2 separate regions of the Homo sapiens genome follow, and region 1 is linked to region 2. Evidence: read pairs that join two places in POLR2A ChIA-PET (ENCODE). Cell type or tissue: Panc1. All regions are shown on one strand.

Region 1 (8,000 bases), 140 kb before region 2:
CCAGATGTGGTCTGGGCAGTGTTTCATCCCACCAGGAATGACAGTGCATCTGCAGCTCCCAGAGGGCTCTCTGACACCCTACCTCCAACTGTGAGCAATCATCTTTACCTCCTCATCCAGAGGAAGGAGGCCAGCGGGATGCAGAGCCTCAGCAGCTTCAGCCCAGGCTCAGGGCTGAAGTGGAGAAGCATCCAGGCCAGTTCTGGCATTGGTGGAACCAGCTGGGCCGGGGGTTGCCCCAGGTAAAAGGAACAGGACCCATCACTGAGACCACAGGACAGAGAACACTGAGAATATAGACTCAGGTGAGATGCACGGTTGAGGCTCGTTTGGTTTCTGAGAACCAGCATGTTGGATTATACCCAGAATAACTAATCCTTTGCCCAATTTTCCCATTTTCCCTCCCAGACACAAAATAGGACTTACTTTCCGGCTCCCTGAAAGCTGGGCATGGCCATGTGCCTTGCTGTGGGGGATGAACCCAGAGCAGAAGAAGTGTGTGTCGCTTCTGGCTGGAGACTTCAAGAGCAGTACACGATTTGCCAAGTCTCTCTGCCTGGCCACGGCAAATGGTGAGTCCCAGAGAGTTGACAACGTGGAGCAGAGCTCCCCGCAACCCATGGCAGGCACGGAACACAAACAAGATAAAATGTTGAGTGTTGTGAGCCCCTGACATGGGGGCTGTTTGCTTGCAGCATAACCGGTCCTATCCTGACACACGCTTGGGGTTGGGGGTCACAAACTCAAATGCCAGGCAGGCGATGTGAGGGACCACGTGGGAAAGAGTGGGTGAGGACTTGTTCAAACACAGGTGACAGGCTGGGTGTAGCGGCTCACGCCTGTGATCCCAGCCCTTTGGGAGGCCGAGGCGGGCAGATCACCTGAGGTCAGAAGTTCGAGACCAGCCTGGCCAACATGGCGAAACCTCATCTCTACTAAAAATACAAAAATTAGGCCAGATGCAGTGGCTCACACCTGTAATCCTAGCACTTTGGGAGGCTGAGGTGGGCGGATCACCTGAAGTCAGGAGTTCAAGACCAGCCTGGCCAACGTGGTGAAACCCCATCATCTCTACTAAAAATACAAAAAATTAGCCGGGCGTGGTGGCTGGAGCCTGTAATCCCAGCGACTCGGGAGGCTGAGGCAGGAAAATCACTTGAACCCGGGAGGCAGAGGTTGCAGTGAGCCGAGATCACACCACTTCACTCCAGCCTGGGTGAAAGAAGCTCCATCTCAAAAATAAAAATTTAAATTAAGGCAGATGCCGGGCTGTTTACCAGTCCAGCTTTTCTGTACCTCACCTCCGATTTCTGTACATCTTTCCCTTTTTTATGTCTACAGATCTTGCACCACATGGTCGCGCTGGAGTCTCTGTGAATCGGCTGTGATTCTGGGGGCTGCGTGATTCGCGAATCATTCATTGCTCCATTAAACTCCTTTAAATTTAATTCGGCTGAAGTTTTTCTTTTATCAGAGAGGAGACATGTGAGACATGTTCCTTCTCTCTCTGCCCAATTTTCCTGTTTTCCTTCCCAGGAGGACACAGGGAGAAGGCCACCGTCCGCACGCTGGGAAGCAGCCCTCACCAGACACCAGACATGCCAGCACCCTGATCTTGGACTTCCATCCTCCAGAACTGTGAGAAATTAGTGTCTGTTGTTTAAGACACACACACTACGTATTCTCTTAGAGCAGCCTGAACAGACTAAGCAGGGGTGTCCAAGGTAGAGAATACAGTCATAGGTTCTCAGTTTCTGTTTGCGGTTGGACCAGTAAAGACCCTTCCTCATCCCTCTTTTCCACTTATCACTAGAGACAGAAACTAAAATCCATGATTTCAGGCTGCTAAAAGCCTAAAACAGAACAGCAACAAAATAAGGTGGGTTGGACGAGCTTGGTCTACAGCAGTATGTTTTATTTGGTTCTCATGGAGGTATTCCACTGTTTTTCTTTCAACATACTGTTGCTGGCTTGAATCATGGAGATATTAAGGAAGAAAGTCTAATAATTATGATGTTACATGTTACTAAATCTGTCTTGCCAGCTTCTCTATTTAAAAAAATATATATATCAGGCCAGGTGCGGTGGCTCACGCCTATAATCCCAGCACTTTGGGAGACTGACGGGGGCAGATCACTTGAAGCCAAGAGTTTGAGACCAGCCTGGCCAACATGGTAAAACCCCATCTCCAAGAAAAATAAAAATTAGCCAGGGTGGTGGCGCACACGTGTGGTCCCAGCTACTCAGGAGGCTGAGGCACAAGAATCACTTGAACCTGGGAGGTGGAGGTTGCAGTGAGCCAAGATCATGCCACTGCACTGCAGTGTGGGTGACAGAGCAAGACTCTGCCTCAAGAAAAAATAAATAAAAAATGAAGGCCGGGCGCGGTGGCTCACGCCTGTAATCCCAGCACTTCGAGAGGCCGAGATGGGCAGATCACGAGGTCAAGAGATCAAGACCATCCTGGCTAACACGGTGAAACCCCGTCTCTAAAAATACAAAAAATTAGCCCGGCATGGTGGTGGGCACCTGTAGTCCCAGCTATTCGGGAGGCTGAGGCAGGAGAATGGCGTGAACCCGGGAGGCGGAGCTTGCAGTGAACTGAGATCATGCCACTGCACTCCACCCTGGACAACAGAGCAAGACTCCATCTCAAAAAAAAAAAATGAAAGCTCTGGCATCGTTAGGTCTGACTTCCTACTGGTGACCACAGTCAGTGTAAGCTGGAAACGGAGCTCCTTTCTCCTGGGCTACAGTGCTCTGGTTTCCCCACTCTACCATCTCACACTGGCTCCCTTATTAGCCTGGTGCTCTCTCCAGCCCCGTAGGATGCACTTGTAACCCTGAATCCACCCCATGCACGGAGCTGGATGGTTTGGGCACAACTCCCTCTTTTGGCTTTAGTTGAAACACTCATTCCAGGCTCTTGGTTTTACAAATGAGAAAATGGGGTTTAGCAAAGAGAAATGAGTTTTCAAACCAGAGGCCAGTGGTTAGGCTGTGCAGCCACCTCTGCTCTCCTCCCCTCCCTGTGTCAGCAGGGATATTCCGGAGCCTGGTCTGAAACTGCTGAGCTCGAAGGGCTTGGATCCAACAGTGCTGATCATGACCACGGAGGTATGGCCTGGTCACTAGGGAGAGAGCTGAGCTCGAGGGGCTTGTGTCCAACAGTGCTGATGACCACAGCGGTGTGTCCTGGTCACTGGGAGCGGCTGGGCTCTAGGGGCTTGTGTCCAACAGTGCTGATGACCACAGCGGTGTGTCCTGGTCACTGGGAGCGGCTGGGCTCGAGGGGCTTGTGTCCAACAGTGCTGATGACCACAGCGGTGTGTCCTGGTCACTGGGAGCGGCTGGGCTCGAGGGGCTGGTGTCCAACAGTGCTGATGACCACAGCGGTGTGGCCTGGTCACTGGGAGCGGCTGGGCTCGAGGGGCTGGTGTCCAACAGTGCTGATGACCACAGCGGTGTGTCCTGGTCACTGGGAGCGGCTGGGCTCGAGGGGCTTGTGTCCAACAGTGCTGATGACCACAGCGGTGTGGCCTGGTCACTGGGAGCGGCTGGGCTCGAGGGGCTTGTGTCCAACAGTGCTGATGACCACAGCGGTGTGTCCTGGTCACTGGGAGCGGCTGGGCTCGAGGGGCTTGTGTCCAACAGTGCTGATGACCACAGCGGTGTGTCCTGGTCACTGGGAGCGGCTGGGCTCGAGGGGCTTGTGTCCAACAGTGCTGATGACCACAGCGGTGTGTCCTGGTCACTGGGAGCGGCTGGGCTCGAGGGGCTTGTGTCCAACAGTGCTGATGACCACAGCGGTGTGGCCTGGTCACTGGGAGCGGCTGGGCTCGAGGGGCTTGTGTCCAACAGTGCTGATGACCACAGCGGTGTGGCCTGGTCACTGGGAGCGGCTGGGCTCGAGGGGCTGGTGTCTTAACAGTGCTGATCATGACCACAGATGGGACATGGTCACAAGGGGGCGCCACATCCCACTTTCCTACCCTAACCGCCTCCTCCCCCCTCAACTTTCTTCCAGCTGGGGCGCTTTGCATTTGTGGCTATTGGTGCGTGTGAACAAGCGCTCCTTGCGCCCCACAGGGCCTCTCCCCTGCTGTGGCGCCGCCTGGACCACGCTTCCTGAACTGCCCTTGGAAGTTCCCCTCTTTCCTCGCGGCTCAGCTTTTCCGTCCACTTACTCGCCCGTGTTTATCGGGCACGCACTTCCTGCCAGTGGCTCTGCTAAGCAAGGGGACACGGCGGTGACCTCGACAGGCACAATCTCTGCCCTCACGGGGAGTGGGAGTGGTTGCGGGGGGGGACACACACAGATGATGACTGAAGAGACAAAAAGAGACCCCTGGGGGTGAGACATGGAGGAAGTCCTGGGCATGGGCAGGTGTGACAGGCAGCTGTGTGGGAGGCGGGTCCCAGGGGAGTGAGATCCAGACAGACCTGGGCAAGAGGAAGGGGACCCTCCACCCAGCTCACTTCCTGCTCTGAAGGCCGCAGTCTGTATCCCTGAGGGCAGGGACTAGCGTGTCTGCCCCGCTGCATCCCCAGTGCCTGGAGCGGACGACGAGTCGAGGGTGACTCCACCAGGCGGCTACGGTGTCAAAGCAGCTCCGGCGTGGGGTCCGACTGTCCTGAGTTTGAATCGGGTTCTCCATTTACTGAGCGTGTGATCTAAAGTGAGTGGCTTCACTTCTCTGAGCTGGCTGGCTTCTCTGTGACCAGCGACATCCAGCCATGTCTAAACAGTGTGGGCAAAGCCAGGCAGCTGAAACCAACTTTGCTGTGTCTTGTTTTAAGTCCTGGAGAAGTCCCTTCCCTCTGAGCCTGCTTTCCCGTCTGTAGAGTGGAGGGTTAAAAGAGGTTGTTTTGTTTTGTTTTGTTCTGTTTTGTTTTTTGAGATGGAGTCTCACTCTTTTGCCCAGGCCGGAGCGCGGTGGCACTATCTCGAATCACTGCAACCTGTGCCTCCCGGATTCAAGCAATTTCCTGCCTCAGCCTCCCGAGTAGCTGGGATTACAGGCGCCCACCCCCACGCCCAGCTAATTTTCATATTTGTAGTAGAGACGGGGTTTCGTCATGTTGGCCAGGCTGGTCTCAAACTCCTGACCTCAAGTGATCGGCCCGCCTTGGCCTCCCAAAGTGCTGGGATTACAGGCGTGAGCCACCACGCCCGGTCTAAACAAGGTATTAGTGAAGCACCTGACACACAGTGGTGCACATTGAACCGTCACCTTGCTCCCCAGGGTCCCAGCTATCAGCCATATCCAAGCCCTCACTGCGGAGAGTAGATAGGAGACAGTCACTTCATACATTCTTGGGGACATGATAAGCGTCTGACCTCTGGGGAGGGTGATACAGCTGGATCTGTTGGGATCCAAACGCACATTCCCCTTCATCTTACAGTTCCTGTCAGGACAAGCAGCACAGGGTATGGGTCGGATTTGGTCCGATTCTTCCTGCTGCATTGGTACAGTAGCAGAAGACTAGAAACAGGCAGACTGCACGTCAGTCAGGAATTAAACACTGTGTCTGCACAAAGGAACGCTTTGAAAGTGTTTTTTAAAATAAGAAATGTAGATAGGGCTCTTTGGAACAATCATAGGTAGATACATAAATAGGTATAGTTGATAGATACATAGATAGCTAAAGATAGATGACAGATAACAGATAGGGTACACAAATAGATTATTGAGAGATAATAGATGGTGAAGATAGGAAGATCACAGATATGTACTATGGAGGTAGATGATAAATTGACACATATCTATGTAAGTAGATAACAGATGATATACATGTATGATATAGATTATAGATGATAGACACATGGATGGTGTAATGATAATAGATGACAGATGACTGATACATAAATGATAGCTACATATAGATGACAGATATAGATAATTGATGCATAGAGGGAATAATAGAAGACAATGGATTGGTATATAAATGATAATATATGTAGATAGATGATGTATAGTGGATATATACATGATACATGATGATGATAGAGATACATATGTAAGGGGCAGAATAATATGCAAGGAATGCTTTCATTTGATAAATTTATTTTATTTATTTATTGAGACAGAGTTTCGCTCTTGTTGCCCAGGCTGGAGCACACTTGTTTGTGTTTATTTATTTTAGTTTTTGAGACAGAGTTTCACTCTTGTTGCCCAGGCTGGAGCACATTTGTTTGTTTGTGTTTGTTTATTTATTGAGATAGAGTTTTGCTTTTGTTGCCCAGGCTGGAGTGCAATGGTATGATCTCAGCTCACCGCAACCTCTGCCTCCCAGGTTCAAGCAATTCTCCTGCCTCAGCCCCCCGAGTGGATGGGATTATAGCCATGTACCACCATGTCCAGCTAATTTTTTGTATTTTTATTAGAGACAGGGTTTCTCCATGTTGTTCAGGCTGGTCTCCAACTCCCAACCTTAGGGATCTGCCTGCCTCGGCCTCCCAAAGTGCTGGGATTACAGGCATGAGCCACCGCACCCAGCCTGATAAATTTACGTTTTAAACCCACTTGTAGATTCACTGAGTATTTCAAGGGATAATGCAGGAAGAAGAATGAGGAATTTGGGAGTTGAGATTTGGTAAGTAATCTCTTCCTCAAAGTATCCATTACTTTTTTTAAAAAAATCTTATTTGTGACCAAACATCAATTGCTGATCCAAATCCCCCTGCCAGAGTCCCCACCAGCCTGAATGAGGCTGTCCGTCCACAGTCTACTTGCTGTCATGGCTAGTGGCCACCCCACTTCACAAGCATCCCATAAGGTACAGATAGACTGATCTAAGTGTTGGCATTAGATTCTGACTATTAAGCTCTGCTACTTATCAGCTGTGAGAGCCTGGAGGACTATTTAACCTCCCCAAAGCCTCTGTTCCCTTATCTGTAAAATAGGAACAATACCCTCTTCGAACTGATCGGGAGGCGTTAAAAGGGAACGCGTATGGATTAAACTGAGCTCCATCATCCCAGACTCAGCTGTGGGGGTGGGGGTGGGGGGTGGGGTGGGGGGGGGGGGGGAATCTCTGTCCATGGTGCTGAAAGACCGGCGCCAGAAAATAGGGAATTTCTGGATAGACTTGTCCATCAAGGCAGGAGAGGAGGCAAAATCAATGGTGCCAGAGGCAACTCCGTCCCCACCCACAGCCTCTTTGAGTGGTAGATATGAGGGGAAGGAGGGTGGATGTATACCACAGACACACACATACCCACATGCGCACAGACATACATATGCACAAAGATACAGATGCACCATCCACACAGACATGCATTCATACATGCAGAGACACACACAATTCACATGCATGCACTTCTCTAAGGATGGCCTGGAGTACACCAGCCCAAGATGCTCTATAAATGGAAGGTTTTCTGACAGAACAAGTTCAGAAAATGCTGCATGTTTTCACCTACCCCTGCCCTGGCCCCCAGCCCCACCCGGGTATACAGAATCATAGTGGAAAGTTCTGAGCCGGGTGGGTGTGGGGGGCTAGTTTTATAATTCATCCAGTCGACTAAATCTTGGCTCAGCACCTTCCACCTGCCAAGTACTGTTCTGTGTATGAGAAAATTTCAATCCGGCAGGGTGCAGTGGCTCACACCTGTAATCCCTGCACTTTGGGAGGCCAAGGTGGGTGGACTACTTGAGGTCAGGAGTTCAAGATGAGCCTGACCAATATGGTGAAACCCCATCTCTACTAAAAATACAAAAGTGAGCCGGGTGTGGTGCTGGGTGCCTGTATTCCCAGCTACTTGGGAGGCTGAGACAGAATTGCTTGAACCCAGGAGGCAGAGGTTGCAGTGAGTCCAGATTGCACCACTGCACTCCAGCCTGGGTGACACAGCGAAACTCCGTCTCAAAAAAAAAAAAAAAGAAAACTTGAATCCAGCATTTTCCCAGGTTATTTGAATACAAGATCCTGTTTTCTCCAAACATCTTAACAATATTCCCTGGAACCTACACTCTCCAGGCTACCCTTAGGGAAACGGG
Region 2 (8,000 bases):
GTATTTTGGGAGGCCGAGGTGGGTGGATCACCTGAGGTCAGGAGTTTGAGACCAGACTGGCCAACATGGTGAAACCCCATTTCTACTAAAAATAAAAATTAGCTGAGCATGGTGGTGCACGCCTGTAATCCCAGCATTGCATTCCAGCCTCGGTGACAGGGCAAGACTCAGTCTCAAAAAAAGCGCCATGCTAGGGATGACTGAATTGAATTTAGAAGGTGCCCTTGCTTTCAGAAAAACAACAACCCAACACTGCTTAATCTACCCAACCCGGAGCCAAATCTGCACCAACCAACCACCTGGCCCACCTGGTGGCTTTTCAGACTCTGACCTTGACGATGGGACATGAGGTGGGGAAGGAGGTGGAAGCACAGCTAGGGAAGAAGGGGCAAGAGACCCACTCCCCTGGCATGATCCCTGGGGTCTTGGAGGCTGGGCCGGTCAACATGGCTGCAGTTATTTCTAGCTTTCTGGATTCCCAGAAAAAAACAGCTGTACTTCAAAGAAAATGCAGAACAAGGTGAGGTCGACGTGGAAAATCATCCCAACATCAGCCAAACGGAACTGGGCTCTGCTATCCGAGTGCACTCAGGCCAAACACCCACGTGAAGCTTTTACAGTGAGAGAAAGGAAGACATTTATTTGCAGGGCACCAAGCAAGGAGAATCGGGCAGCTAATGTTTAAGACCTGAACTCCCCCCATGGCTTAGGAGTAAGGGTTTTTTTTTTTGTTTTTTTGTTTTTTTTTGTTTTGTTTTTGAGACGGAGTCTCGCTCTGTTGCCCAGGCTGGACTGCAGTGGCACGATCTCCGCTCACTGCAAGCTCCGCCCCCCGGGTTCATGCCATTGTCCTGCCTCAGCCTCCTGAGTAGCTGGGACTACAGGCGCCATTTTTATGTATAAATTTATAAAGTTAATATTGATAATGACAGACAGAAAATAATGCCTTCTCTAAGAATGTGTGACCAACCACCATCCTTCCCTCATGGGGATGTGGAGTTTCCCTTGTCTTGGATGCCTAACAGAGCTGTCAATCACCACACATCCTAGACCGACCACATCTTTCCCCACCTCACGTAAGGGTGGCTCCAGCCCCCTTGATGTGCAATCCACAAGATTTGTGGGGTTATCCTTGATTCCTGCATTTCCCTCACATGACACACTCAGTCTCTCAACAAATCCTATACCTTAATTAATGTGTTTACTGACATGAATTTCACGCGACATAAAATTAACTGTTTTATCTGTACAGTTTAGTGGCATTTGGTGCATTTACACTGCTGTGCGGCAGCTCCTCTAGCTGGTTCCTGTGCCTGCATGTCCAGAGTCCAAGTTCTGACATTTGTACATACTCATGAAGTCATTGCCGTCATCAAGAAGCTGAACATCCCCACCATCCTCCAACGCTTCCCCAGGCTCTTCATCATCTGTCCCTCCCACAACTCCATCCCTGGACAACCACTGGTGTTCTCTGTGTCATTACAGATCACTGACAGAATTTCCTTATTTTTGCCTTTTTTTTCTTTTTTCTTTCTTTTTCTTTTTTTTTTTTTTTGAGACAGTGTCTTGCTCTGTTGCCCAGGCTGGAGTGCAGTGGCACAATCATAGCGCACTGTAGCCTCAGCTTCTCAGGCTTAACTGATCCTCCCACATCACCCTCCCAAGTCGCTGGGACCACAGGCACACATCACCATGCTCGGCTAATTGTTTCTATTTTTTTGTAGAGCTGGGGTCTCACTATGTTGCCCAGGCTGATCCTGAACTCCTGGGCTCAAGCGATCTGCCTGCCTGGGCCTCCCAAAAAGTGCTGGGATTACATGCATGAGCCAGTGTGCCCAGCCTAGGGGTAGAATTTTCTAGCGATGGAATCATACCTTATGTACTCCTTTTCTATCTGCCCTCCTTCACCTTCATAATTATTTTGAAATTCACTCATGTTCTTGGGTGTAATCAATGATTCCTTTTTACTGCTGAGTAGTATTCTCAACTTCATTGAATTGTACCCTTTGCATATGTGTGATTTATTGTATATCAACTATACCTCAGTAAAACTATACGAAAAAGATAAGGGGTTCTCTGTTTTTTGTTTTGTTTTGTTTTTGAGATGGATTCTCACTCTGTCGCCAGGCTGGAGTGCAGCAGCATGATCTCGGCTCACTGCAACCTCTGCCTCCCGGGTTCAAGCAATTCTCCTGCCTCAGCCTCCTGAGTAACTGGGACTACAGGCGCACACCACCATGCCCAGCTAATTTTTGTATTTTTAGTAGAGACGGGGTTTCACCACATTGGCCAGGATGGTCTCGATCTCTTGACCTAGTGATCTGCCTGCCTCAGCCGCCCAAAGCGCTGGGATTACAGGCGTGAGCCACCATGCCTGGCCAGGATTTTCTTAAAACTTAAAAACAAATTCAGCATTTGACCAGTTCTCCCCATTTCAACTTTCAGTATTCATGGTCAAGCCAACAGCCATCAACCTGGATGACTCTGTTGCCATCCTCACTGAGCTCCTGGTTCCTTCCCTTCCCCTATATGGGCTGTTATCTTTTTTCTCTTTTTTCTTATTTTGTTCTTTTTTTTTTTTTTTTTTTGAGACAGGGTCTTGCTCTGTCACCCAGGCTTGAGTGCAGTGACACAATCATAATGCCCTGCAGCCTCAACCTCTCAGGCTCAAACAATCCTCCCACCTCAGCCTCCCCAGTACCTGAGACTACAGGTGTGCACAACCAGGCCTTACAATTTTTTTTTTTTTGTATATTTTGTAGAGATGGGGTTTCATCATGTTGCCCAGGCTGGTCTTTAACTCCTGAACCCAAGCTATCCACCTGCCTCAGCTTCTCACAGTGCTGAGATTACAGGCATGAGCCACCGCGGTTGGCTGTATGGGCTATTTTCAAGGCATCTTCTGAGAAAACGCTAAAGAGAAGTCAGAAAGCTACTCTATGAAGGCAGAGGCATTCGTTGGAGCTCTGAGTGATGTACCTGCAATGTCTAGATTCTAGTTTTAGGAGTCGGCAGAGTCAGCCCAATTCTATGTGTCAGACCAATTCAATGACTGAAATAGTGGCAGCTCCACCTACTAGTACAATGGGTCAAGTTTTCACATTTCACTTGTTCCTACAGGATGGGGCCTGGCAGGCTTGAGTTGAGATTTATGCTTGTTTCTATGTAGCTTTGGATCGTTGTGAAAGCCAGGTCATTTCAATCATTTTGTGCAAACATCATTGTGTGTAAAAACGGTGTCCACGTTTTGTCTTTGAAATGGTCCCCGCCCTCCGCTCGTTATCGTGTTGAGAATGAAATGAGAGGACATGCTTGGCACCTGGAGATGATTGGATATTACAGCTGTGCGCCATAAGGGCAAATGGTTCCATTGTTTGATGAGCCGTCCTGGCGGTGGGTGGGTCGGTCACTTCTAAACAGATAAGGAATGGCTAGAAAGCTCTTGTACCAAACCAGCTTGAAGCAACCTCACCCACACCGAATCCCTCCACGTTTCTTTTCTTTTTTCTTTCTTCCTTTTTTTTTTTTTTTTTTTTTTTTTTTTTGAGATAGAGTCTCGCTCTGTCGCCCGGGCTGGAGGGCCGTGGTGCGACCTCGGGTCACTGCAAGCTCCGCCCCCCGGGTTCAAGCAATTCTCCTGCCTCAGCCTCCGGAGTAGCCGGGATTACAGGCACCCGCCACCATGCCCGGCTAATTTGTGTATTTTAGTAGAGACAGGGAGGGTTTCACTGTATTGTCCAGGCTGGTCTTGAACTCCTGAGCTCAGGCAATGCGCCCGCCTCGGCCTCCCAAAGTGATAGGATTACGGGCGTGAGCCACCGTGCCCAGCAAATCCGTCTACTTTTCTTTTTTCTTTCTTTCTTTCTTTTCTTTCTTTTCTCCCAACCCCCCTCCCCCCGTCAAACAACCAACAGTTTTTTAACACAGAAAGTAAGGCATAATCCAGGGCTTGGACTGTCTTTCAAGAAAACCCCAAACCCGCTGCCAGGAAGTCACAGCCACTAAGTCCCATCCCAGGCCCAGTTGCTGCCAGGAAACACACCGCGTGGAGACCCAGCATGACTGCTGACTGATTGCAAGTCCCCAGGAGGGCTTTATTTTTGCTTTTCAACATCCTGTTCTGCAGGTTCCTTGGCTCTTTTTGCCCGTATGCCGAAGAGCCGGGCATTGGGACGGGCCATGCGGAGACTAGCGAAGGCTTTGAAATTCTTCTCCTCGATGATGACTCCAGCTTTCTCCTTCTAGGCATTCCGGTTGGGCATGACCGGTCCTGTCAGCCGAGCGGCCAGTTTCAGTTCTTCAGCAGAACTGTCTCCCTTCTCGGAGGCCGAGGGCTTCCCGGGGAAGCGGATGCGTTTGGAGCGGGGCTCCTTCAGCCGCCGCACGTTGGCCTGCAGGGACTGCGCCTCCTCGGATCCGCAGAAATGCCGGCGTCCGGGCCCCCTTCTTCGCGTGCCGGCCACCCTGAGCTCCTCCAGGCGGAGGCCGCGGCCGTGCGCACCTTCGTGTGGTACCGAACCGTGGGGCAGCGCACGATGGGCCGGATGGGCCCCGACGCGGGGCAGGGGCGAGGCGGCGCGCCTTGGCTTGCCCGGCCTGGCGCCTGCGGATCTTCTGGGCCGGCTGGTTGAACCGCTTGGCCACGCGCCGCTGCAGTCCTTGGGGAAGCGGGGCTTCGAGATCGTGCCGTTCCGGCTGGGCGCCGTGGCTGCCTACGGCCCTGCGGCTGCAGACCAGAGGGGAGCCACCGAGGGGAAGGTCCCTGCGCGCGCGCACCCCATCCCCGGCCTCCGCCTCTAACCTCCCAGCCTGGGCCGGAGGCCGCCCCTAGAGCCCGGGCCCCGGTCCAATGCTGTCTGCGAAGAAGGGGCCCATCCATGCCCGCGTTGGCGGCAGCGCCAGGCCGATGGCGCTGGATGGAGCCCGAAGGCCGAGACCCCAAATCCCTCTGCTTTTCTAAGAAATCGCCCTCCAGTCTTTTTTTTTTTTTCAGATCTGTAACTTGTTTTCACCCCTGATTTAAAACAATACCACTGTTCTCCCCCAAATTTTCCTTTGATACAGTAGGTGAACAAAATAGATTTTTTTCCCCACAAATATCAGCAGACACTTCTTGGCACCCCACACTGTATTGGCATGGGTGTTAACAGTCCCAGTTCAGGTGTGCAGCCTTTCAGGTGGATGCACTGTAACAAGGATGTAAATGCGGAGCCATCCTAAGAATCACATTCAGTCATGGGGTTGCCCTTCCAAGCTGGCAGAAAAGGAACCCGGGCCAGGCACCGTGAACACACACAGTAACTCATGCCTGTAATCCCAGCACTTTGGGAGGCTGAGGCGGGTGGATCACGAGGTCAGGAGATCGAGACCATCCTGGCTAACATGGTGAAACCCCGTCTCTACTAAAAATACAAAAAATTAGCTGGGCGTGGTGGCGGGCGCCTGTAGTCCCAGCTACTCGGGAGGTTGAGGCAGGAGAATGGCATGAACCCGGGAGGCGGAGCTTGCAGTGAGCCGAGATCGCGCCACTGCACTCCAGCCTGGGCAACAGAGCAAGACTCTGTCTCAAAAAAAAAGAAAAAAAAAAAAAAGAAAATCGACCTGCCAGACTCAGCCACACGTTAGATCACCTGCGGAGTTTTATAAACTCTCAACACAGGGGCCACATCCTCAGCCAATCACATCATTACCTTAGGGCTGGACCCCAGGCATTGCTTTTAAAAAAAATATTAAAAACTCCTCAAGTGACTCCAACATGTAGCCAAATTAGAAAATGAAGCTCTAAAGAAACATTGGATGTCATTAATGGATCATAGAGCACCATGATTGAAATTAAACGGGCAGGTGGTATTATCAACACATTTTCTACGTCTGTGAAGAAGGTTGGACCCAATCACCAAAAGGGAGAACCACCACCCACCCCTACCTCCACTTCTTGAATGAAAGGGGAGTCTATGTACATTTTATGGTGGATTCCAGGTCCCTGCCTCAAAGAATGCTACTCCGAAACGGACCTGGGTGAGGCAGGATAGGCAGTCAAGGAAATGACCACGTCCTCAGGATGCTGCACGCGTGGTGACTGTACAGTCAACACAGTAAGCCTCAGCGTTCACATTGGAATTGAGTTCATTCAAGCAAGGCCATCTCCAGTAGGGTATTTCCACTGTAGTATTTCCACTGTAGAGAGAATGTGCACGTTGATCTTACCCATCCACAAACCGACACATTTCTTGTTATGATAGTAAAAAACACACACCTGGGCGGGCAGTTAAGACGCTAATGAGACATGTGCACAGCTACTGCACCTGTGTGCCCAGAAGAGCACCCAGAATATGCTTAGTAGTAACACCTCTTCCCACCCCCCTAGGTGTAATCATCCAAGACTCCCATAAAGGGGAGTCTCCCTCAAGCAGGTCTTTGCTGTCTCATCCTTGGGAGCAGCTGGCCCTGAATCCTTGCTCCCAGGATGTCCTGTCTATTCTGCCCTTAACTTTCAAGATATTGTATTTCCTCTGTAATCAATTATTCTATGATGCATCTCTCTGCTGTGGGTCTCTTGATTAAATTCCTTTAAATTAAGATGACAAGAACCAAAGTCTTACAAAAGTAGTCTTTAATAAATGAATCCAGCCTATTTGGGAAGGGACCTTTCCAGACCTCTGCAGATTGCAGGACTCTGCCCGTCAGCTCAATCAGCCATCCATAAAATGTCCTCCCAAGACCAGCAGCATGAGCACCACCTAAAATGTACATTCTCAGGTAATCCCAAACAAGTAAAATCTGAGAAATTGTCACCAAGAGGATCCTAGGGAGACGTGACAACTCAAGGCAATGTGGTGTCTTGGATGGGGAGGAAGGAAGAGGAGGGCATTGTGTAAACACTAAGGAGGCCTCAATAAGGTATGGGCCTTAGATCACGGCAATATATCCAGTCAGTTCATCGCTCCAGTCAGTTCAAAGGTGCCATCCTAATGAACCATGTTGGCAATGGGGGAAGCCATGTGGGGCATTAGGGAGCTCCATGGACTTTAGAAAGCTATTCTAAAATGAATTATATATTTTAATGCACACTCTCAGGCCCCATGCCCGGTCTGCTCAATCAGAAGCTGAGTCTGGGGCCCACCCACCTGAGGATTAACCACGCCTTCAGGGGATGGTAGTATCACTAAGACCAACTAGTCACCAGAGACTCCCAATGCCTCTGTAGTTCAAGAGTCAAATCGGGAATTTAGAGGTTGCCAAATTTAGGCCACAAAATACACCATCTGGGGCAGGGAGATAAATATGCAGAGCAGAGAGGATTCCGGGGGCAGTGAAAATACCCCCCAGGATACTCCAGTGGTGTGTACTCATGAGGCCTTTGTCCAAACCCACAGCACGTACAACACCCAGAGCGAGCCCTAATGAACACTATGGACTCTGGGTGGTGGTGATATGTCCAGGCAGCCTCACTGATGGAACAGGTGCACCACTCTGCTGGGGATGCTGGGCAGGGAGAGGCTGTGTTGTGTGAGGAGGGAGTCTAGGGGAACTCTGTGCTGTCCACTGAATTTCCCTGTGAACCTAAACAGCTCTGAAAAAGAAAGTCTAGAGCCAGGCGTGGTGGCTCACCCCACACCAGCCTGGGCAACAAGAAATCCCATCACTACAAAAAATTATTTCAAAAATTTGAATATCATAATTATAATAAAGTCTAATAAAAACAATACAGGGCACAGCGGCTCATGCCTGTAATGCCAGCACTTAAGGAGGCCGAGGCAGTTGGATCACTTGTACTTCGGAGTTCAAGACCAGCCTGGGCAACATATCAAAATTCCATCTCTACAAAAACCACAAAAATTAGCCAAGTTGGTGGCGTGCTCCTGTAGTCTCGGCTGCTCGGGAGGCTTAGATGGGAGGATTGCTTGAGCCTGGAAGGTCGCGGCTGCAGTGAGCGGTGATTATGCCACTGAACCTCAGCCTGCGTGACAGAGGGAGACGCCATCTCAAAAAAAAAAAAA

The links. ChIA-PET counts read pairs that join two places held together with the same protein. Peaks named below come from ENCODE experiments on the same cell type or tissue, not always from the same donor. Only the 100,000 strongest peaks of a DNase experiment are listed, where the experiment ranks them.
Region 1: POLR2A ChIA-PET joins it to region 2 with 15 read pairs; 2 of 35 experiments call an interaction of 5 or more read pairs at or near these places.

Annotation. Positions count from the first base shown.
Region 1 is chr19:56,076,771-56,084,770 of GRCh38, forward strand. It overlaps LINC01864 (long intergenic non-protein coding RNA 1864), which reads left to right. Exons shown (of 4, transcript NR_110741.1): 2 at 1-305; 3 at 409-572; 4 at 1,342-2,031. Among named protein-coding and RNA genes, the nearest start is that of LINC01864, 14 kb to the left of the region's middle. RefSeq lists silencers at 3,858-3,917, 4,688-4,747 and an enhancer at 4,208-4,357. In Panc1, CTCF peaks have their summits at 97 and 4,057; no DNase peak of the experiment used is centred here; H3K4me3 peaks cover 946 bases; H3K27ac peaks cover 861 bases.
Region 2 is chr19:56,213,074-56,221,073 of GRCh38, forward strand. It overlaps the pseudogene RPL13P13. Among named protein-coding and RNA genes, the nearest start is that of ZSCAN5C, 15 kb to the left of the region's middle. In Panc1, no CTCF peak of the experiment used is centred here; no DNase peak of the experiment used is centred here.